Linked DNA regions of Homo sapiens: all the other regions are linked to region 2. Evidence: read pairs that join two places in POLR2A ChIA-PET (ENCODE). Cell type or tissue: HepG2. All regions are shown on one strand.

Region 1 (2,500 bases), 79 kb before region 2:
GGGTGCTGAGTCACTTCTGGGTGGGGCCACAGGGGCAAGGTTGGCGGGTCCAGGTGGAGCCATGGGTGTCAGACATGCAAAAGGCCTGAAAAGGTATCTCGGAAGGCCGACCTTAGGTTCACAACATTGGCATTATTTGCAGGAGTAATTAGGGAAGTTGCCTGTCTTCTGACCTCTGGCATCGTGGCTGACAGTCTTTTATGTCTGCGCCTTAGCAGGAGTCAGGGCCCTCTACTCCCCCAGGCCTGATGGCCTCTCATTAGCTTTACAAAAGCAGCTGCGTTTTGGGACAAGGCCTGTTACCATTTAAACTACAGCCTAAATGTCTTCAAAGTTAGCTCGGCCCAATACCCAGGAATAAGGAAGGGAAAGGAAAGATTGGGGGTAGGTTAGCTGAGATCTCTTTCACTGTCATAATTTTCTCACTGATACCATTTTTGCAAAGGTGGTTTCAAGGCCTCCTCCAGAAGGCATTTCTGCTCACTCCACTCCCTGATCAGAGATGGCTCCCTAGTGCTGAAAATCAATTCAAACGTCGCCTGACACCTGTGTCTTTTCCGTCTTTTCCGGCCGCCTCCAGCCTTCTTTCTCTGCCTGGCTTCTCCCCGTGGGGTGGGCCCTCCATGCCTACCAGCTGACCAGATACACCAGCCCCAAAGGGCCAGCTTCACTCAGGACCTTTGCTCCTGTGGTGTTTTGTTTTGTTAATCTCCACAATATTCAAATTCTGTTTCTCAAGGTCCAGGTGAAACTCCAGGGTCCGTGGATCTTTCCTGGCATTTGCGACTGGCCTATCTGGGGTCATTGCTTTGTCTTCACGCTCGTCTCCCACAAGTCTGTTAGGTCCCCTTTCTCTCACTCCCTGGAGCTCAGCTCAAGCCCTGGCACAAGGGAGATCTTGTTAAGGAGTGACGTGTTTGGTGTGTTAGCAGGCATCTATCTGAAAATGCTCTCGACCCTGGGCTCAGCCAAGCCCTGAAGGCAACAAGATACCATCCCTCCTGCCCAAGTGTTTGGCTGAGTCCACGCTTGGCTGAGGACAGAGCCCTGAAATATCTCCCAGGCCCCTCATGGGAGCAGAAGGGAGCCACTGTACCAGCTGGTGGCACCAGCCCATGCACCTGCTCACCCTTGAGCAGGAGCACGTCTTTGACCCCAGGAAGAACAGGAGGCAGGAGAGACTGTCCCCAGGGTGGGAGCTTTCCTGATGGTGGCTGCAGGGACCCCCTGGGCACAGAAGCCAACAGTGATGGTGGCCTGATCAGCTTGTGTTGCTCGGCCTCTGCCCCTGAGCTGGGCCCGCTGGGGGAGTCAGGGGAAATGTGGCAGCTCCCTGTGGGCTGGGGATTAGGGGAAAACAAACAGGTGGAATAACAGACAGCAAGGACCTTTGGTTCTCCCTCCTCCTGGGGCCCCTCCCCTTCCCGGTCATCTGGGTTTCCATTTTCACAAAGGTCTCACCCACAGTTTCTCTGCCCACACCATGAGCCTGGGCACAGGCAGGTCAGTGTCCTGAGATGCACCTTCCCAGCACAAAGGGGTCATGCAGCCCTCACTGGCCACGGAGTTCTGAGGGCAGGCAGAGGTTCTTAGAGTGGACTCCTGTCCCCAGTCACTTACTGGAGAAAAAAAGGTTAAGACAGGGAGGGGAAAAAAACTGTAAACGAGTATTTAGTGAGTACTTACTACATGCGAGGCACAGTGCCAGACACTTCTCACGTGGGTTTCCTTGACTCTCACCGCAAACTGCAAAGTTAGTGTGGTTCTCCCCATTTTGCAGATCAGGAGATTAAGGCTGAGTGTGGCTAAGGCAATGACTGCCTAGATATATCAGAACCAGGGATTAGACTCCTATGTCTGCTGACTCCAGATTTGATCTTCTTTCCTCTGCACTAGGGCAGGAGGGGAGGTGGGGAGCATCTACCTCCCCAGGCCAGGGGCAGTGTCCAGGCTGAGGGACATTCTGTGCTTCCAGGAGCTCCAAGTGACAGGACAGAGGGCACACTTGGTGATGTCATTCTCTGGAAGGGCACAGAATATGTTTGTGAGATCAAAGATCTTACAGATGGAGGGGCAGGGCTGGGTGGAGGAGGAGAAGCCCCGGTGAGTCACGCTGGGAAGACAGCAGCCCTGGGTACTGGCTGAGCCTCCTTGGAGCCCCCCACCCCTTCTCCCACACTCCATCATAAGGTTCCTCACTCATGGCTTTGTCCCTGGAGAAACCACACCCATCCCAGTAGAGGCCTGGATGTGGACTCTCCCCTCTGTCCCTCTCCATACCTGGCACCCTTTAGGGCTTGCCTTGGTCTCCCCACACCTCCACTCCCTTGGAAGACACTCCTGTGGGTGGCTGGGGCTCGCTCCCGCCTCAGGAAACCGCCTCACCGTGAGTCAGCAGCACACCATGGTCTCCAGGGCGGGTCTCCCTGGTGGTCTTCTCATTCTCTGGTCCCCACGGCAGGAGGCATGGGTAAGCTTGGGGCTCAGCACATGACAGAGA
Region 2 (2,500 bases):
CTACATGGGTCTTGGCTGTGCAGTTACTGGCCCGATGACCACACTGGGCCTGGGACTCTATGCCTCCTCTGCCTTGGTTGGCATAGTGAGGAGTGACCAGAATCCTCCCCTTCCCCTACCCTAAGCAGCAGCCTGGGTGACTGGGGCAGGGCAGCTTCCCTGGCTGAGTCCATTGTTTTAAAGGACAATCCTCTCCCCCTCTCCCCTCCCTGGTGGTCTGCCATCAGCCTAGGCACAGAAAAGAACATCACTAACACAGGCTGGAATGGGTCACAGGCACAGGCTTTATCAGGCGACAAGGATCATTGATTGGCCATGAGTCGCAGTCCTGTGGGTGAAGAACAAGCCACAGATACTGGAGCATCAATATCTGGGGGTCTTTGTGATGGTGTCCAGAGAGTCCAGACCACTGAGGAGGTGGCGTCCACAGTGGATGAATACACAACGGGCAGGCCAGGTTCTGCCAGTGACCCCAAGCAGAGCACCAGCCCCTGTGGCCACCTACCCCGCTGTGCCCTCTGCTCCTATGTCACTTGACCCAAAGCAGGTGGGGAGCAGGAGGCAGGGAGCCAGCATCAGGGTGCAGAAAGGGCAGGGAGGGGACAAAGCCCAGAGGAGAGCTGGAGCCACCTCTCGGAGGAAGACCTGGCCCCATCCCCTCCCCACTCCTACTGAGACCTTCCGCTGCAGTCAGCAAGGGATGCAGGGCCCGGGGCTGAGTGCTGGGAAGGAGGGGCGGGTGTGAAGGGGGAAGGCAAATGGGTGGAGCCGGTGCTGGAGCTGTCCCAGAGCTGGCTCAGAGCCCTGGGGAGGGAGCTGACCCTCTGAGCCTGGGTTAAGACGGAGGAGGAGGGAGTCAGCTCTCGACCCCAAAACCACCTGTTTCCTCTCACTCTAGCACTGGTGGAGGGGAAGCTGCTCAGGACAGGGCGCCACAGCTGGAGAGGGACGTGATCAGATGCAGGACAGAGCAGACAGGTCCTGGCACGGGCCAGGAGCTGAGACACTCAACACTGATGGCTGCAAACCACCCGCACCATCAGCCGGGGGCTCCCTCAGGGCTGGCTTTGGTGTCTATCAGAAAAGGGTCTGAGGTCCTAGTCCCACCCGCTCAATGCTTCTGCCAGGCAGGACAGGGCCAAGGAGCAATAGTGGTTGCATTTCCTTTAAAACTACTGTTTCATTAAAAAACAAAACAAAACAAAACAAAAAACTAGCTCTGAACATGAAGAATTATATCCAAGAAAGACACCTTGACATTTTTTGCTTTATTAAACATCATTCACTGAGAATTTCCAAAGCACTGTGTGGTGCCTAGACCTGTGTACCAGCGCTCTGGGGGTCGGGAGAAGTCTAAGGCACGGGCCCTGCCCTGGCGCACGGCTCCTTCTCCCTGGGAAGGCAGCTCCACTGGTGAAAGGCCACTGACCAAGTCCAGACCCTGAGGACGACGAAGGCCTCGGGGCAGAAGCCTGAGAGAATCATGCCCCACTGGCAGTGGGAGGCGGTGCAGGCTGGGAGCCCTGCCCAGGCCCCAGGCTGAGCTGTGGGGAAAGCTATGACCCAGTTTGCTGAGAGCTGCAATGACGAACATTGGCTCTGTGCCCAGAGGCCCAAGAAGGCCATGGACTGGGCTGGCCTTTCCTGGGAAAGGGGGAAGGAGGAAGAACTGGGGCCTAGCAGGGCCGTCTATACCCTGGAGAGGCAGGGCCTGACTTCTCCCTTTAGAGCTTGCATCAAGAGGAGGCTCAGGAGAGAGAGACTTGCATCAGAACACTCCAGACAGCCGATCTCCCACTCAGTATTCCTCTCCTGGGAGACCCACCCAGACCCTGCAGGCCCCTGGCAGCCACGAGGAGCAGAGGCCCTGGAGTAATTTGGCTTGGGGACGTCCCCACCCCAGGCCCAGGCCAGTCAGTCACCCAGGCTACAGCTTAGGGTAGGGGAAGGGGAGGATACCGGTCACTCCTTCTTACTATGCGAACAGAGGCAGAGGAGGGATAGAGGCCCAGCCCCAGTTTGGGTCTGTGCTGGGGCTGGCAGAACCCGTGGGCATGAAGCTTCCCTGCCCCATGTGACACCTCGCTACGGCCCCACATGTCTTGCTTCATCCTTGGGGCTGGGCTTCTGGTTGGCAAGGCATCCCCACACCCTCCCTCCCCTTCATGTCCACGGGGAATAAGACACATTGGGCTCTGGCTCCTAGGGTGAGAGCCGCTCCCGCAGCCCGCAGGCTTCTACTTTGGCCCCACAGCCCCGGAGAAAATGGAACCATGCAGTTCTGGGTGCTGTGACCCAGGCTTCTGCCTGGCCTCCCCTGGGGGTGGGGAGGTTCTGACCCTGCAGGGCCCAGTCCCTTCCCTTCACACCGATGTCCCCACAGACAGGCCTGCTGGGCCAGGGGCCAGCATGGAAGGGTCAGAAGAGGCTGGGGGCGGCCTGGGCTGGTGTATCGTGGTCCTGGATGTACTGCAAGATGTCCATCTCGTCCATGGCTTGG
Region 3 (2,500 bases), 200 kb before region 2:
CATCTTGCCCGCATTCTTTTAGCTTTGAAAGTAAGTCTTGCCCTAGGAAGTTTACTGGAGTAGTATCCCACAGTACAAAAGTATGTTTTTTCTGAAAATGGCCCCAAAGTCCATTGAACGAGTTCAAACATAGGAACCTCTTGAACTTCATTCAAAACCCCCAGCAAAAAACATAACGTTTTTACTCTCAGCGATTTGTTGATCTATTAAAGTGGCTTTATGGTAGATAGGAGGCTTTGGTATCCACCAGGATTGTACAAGATTTCCTTTATTCTAACTCTTGTTTCTCTATGTTTATTTAGAGGTGTTATGGGCAGCACTTTATCAGGGGACTCTCTTAGAGTCTGGTCAATTATCACGAGAGCTAAAATCTCTTGGGCTCTCTCTAGCCTAAAGGAAAGAGGCTTATTGGTGGACTGTCAGAAAAATGGAGAATTTCTTTTCCAGTGTCTCTTTTCTAGTCATTTGCAATAAAGGGAGATACTTTGGGACCTCTTGTTTCAGGACCTCTTGGTTGAAAAAACTTCACAGGTTGCAGCTTTTTGAAGGTTGAAGGGACATAGGCTTGTTAATCTTTGGGTTTTTTCTTCCTGTAGAGCCCTTTCAAAATGTTCAGCTACAGCCACCAATTCAGTCATATCTGTCACTTCCCATCTAGGTTTATGTTTTTTAATTAAACTGCTAAGTTCAGGACAAAATCTGCTTATAAATAGAACAGTTTATGCCGTTTCAGTCTCTGCAGGAAATGCTCCTTGCCATATGTTGAGCCCAGAATGTTTCTGAAATAGTGTTTCTAAGTGAGTTCTATAATGTGAAACTGGTTCATCTTTTTTTTTTCTTGTCTGCAGGATTGCATCATGGACCAATCAATTTTTGGTGAATGTGATTGGTCCATCATGCAAACCAGAAGACAAAAATGTGTGAAAAATCTTAGAAATTGAATCTAGAAGGGGTTCAGCATTTTTTCATGCTCCTTTTGGCCCTTCCCATGAGGAGGTCTTGGAGGGGTCTTTAATATCCTCCTCATGTGTGTTCCATTCTGTTGCTGGCATCCATTTGCCAGGTCCCAATATCATGTGAATAAATTGGTAAAGGTCAAGGAGTCCTGGATCCTCCATTCCTAGGAAGATTCTAAATTCCTCAGTAAATTTTTGAGGGTTTCTCCTTGCATCAGGGAAGTCTTTTACAATGGCTCTAAGCTCAATTTTAGATCATGGAGTTAAAGTGGTTACAGCAGGAAGGCCTGGCTGATCAGAGGTCTTACTTTGTAAAGACATCTGTTTGCCTTCTCTTTTGTCAATATTCTTCAGGGTGAAAGGGTAATTTAGCAAGGTTAGTGGACTCAGAATATTTAGTTGGGGATGGATAAAGAGAATAAACAGTTGTGGTTAGTTCAGTAAGAACATAGTCCTTGTTTCTTTTCAAAGTATCTTACCAGTGGAAAGTTTAAAAATTAATTTATTATAGGCCGGGCGTGGTGGCTCACGCCTGTAATCCCAACAATTTGGGAGGCTGAGGCAGGTGGATCACCTGAGGTCGGGAGTTTGAGACCAGTCTGACCAACATGGTGAAACCCCATCTCTACTAAAAATATAAAATTAGCCAGGCATGGTGGCATGCACCTGTAATCCCAGCCCACTAGGGAGGCTGAGGCAGGAGAATTGCTTGAACCCGGAAGGCAGAGGTTGTGGTGAACTGAGATCGTGCCACTGCACTCCATCCAGCCTGGGCAACAAAAGCAAAACTCCATCTCAAAAAAACAACAACAAAAATAATTTATTGTAATTTATTGTTATTACTATTAATGATTATTTTGAGACAGGATCTCACTCTGTTGCTCAGACTGGAGTGTAGTGGTGCAATCTTGGCTCACTGAAGCCTCAACCTCCTGGGCTCAAGCAATCTTCCCACCTCAGCCTCCCAAGTAGCTAGGACTACAGGTGTAAACCACTATACCTGGCTAATTTTGTTTATGTTTTTGTAGAGATGAGGTCTCACTATGTTGCCCATGCTGGTCTCGAACTCCTGGACTCAAGCAATTTTCCCACCTTGACCTTCCAAAGTGCTGGGATTACAGACATGAGCCACTGTGCTCGGCCTTAGTCCTCTTTTATGATGTCCTTAGTCTGTTGTTTAAGATTTTCACTTGCTTTTTGCAAAGAATCTTTTACGGATGCAATTTTTGATTTGTTCAGTCTTTTAGATCTTCCTATACTAATTAAAGGATACATACTATTGTTTTTATGTGGGATTCTGATTCCTTTTTTCTCATATGACTTGCAAATAAATAATTTTAACCAAATTAAAACTTCCCCATTATCTTTTCTAAGTTGTCTCAGTGAGGTTAACCCATTTTTTCTGAAAATGCACATGTTCTGGGCCCATAATTTTATACATAAAAGTAGCTGGAGTCCCAGAATGTGGAGTCCCAGGCTCTTTGAATTGAGATGAACTCATTACCAAAAAGGTACCCACCTGAGGCCCTCAGCCTCTAACTGAA

Evidence for each region. Peaks named below come from ENCODE experiments on the same cell type or tissue, not always from the same donor. Only the 100,000 strongest peaks of a DNase experiment are listed, where the experiment ranks them.
Region 1: POLR2A ChIA-PET joins it to region 2 with 21 read pairs; 2 of 35 experiments call an interaction of 5 or more read pairs at or near these places.
Region 3: POLR2A ChIA-PET joins it to region 2 with 11 read pairs; 3 of 35 experiments call an interaction of 5 or more read pairs at or near these places.

Annotation. Positions count from the first base shown.
Region 1 is chr2:20,537,485-20,539,984 of GRCh38, forward strand. It overlaps LOC102724948 (a long non-coding RNA gene), which reads right to left. Exons shown (of 3, transcript XR_939794.3): 1 at 2,386-2,500; 2 at 1,687-2,021. Among named protein-coding and RNA genes, the nearest start is that of HS1BP3-IT1, 54 kb to the right of the region's middle. In HepG2, no CTCF peak of the experiment used is centred here; DNase peaks (open chromatin) are centred at 127, 727, 1,397 and 2,017; H3K4me3 peaks cover 1,099 bases.
Region 2 is chr2:20,616,569-20,619,068 of GRCh38, forward strand. It overlaps HS1BP3 (HCLS1 binding protein 3), which reads right to left. Exons shown (of 7, transcript NM_022460.4): 7 at 1,250-2,500. The coding sequence ends at 2,419. Among named protein-coding and RNA genes, the nearest start is that of HS1BP3-IT1, 25 kb to the left of the region's middle. RefSeq lists enhancers at 255-1,146, 1,531-1,640. In HepG2, a CTCF peak has its summit at 1,488; a DNase peak (open chromatin) is centred at 1,563.
Region 3 is chr2:20,416,136-20,418,635 of GRCh38, forward strand. LOC105373465 (a long non-coding RNA gene) reads right to left here. Exons shown (of 5, transcript XR_001739317.2): 3 at 2,476-2,500. Among named protein-coding and RNA genes, the nearest start is that of RHOB, 30 kb to the right of the region's middle. In HepG2, no CTCF peak of the experiment used is centred here; a DNase peak (open chromatin) is centred at 1,306; H3K4me3 peaks cover 554 bases.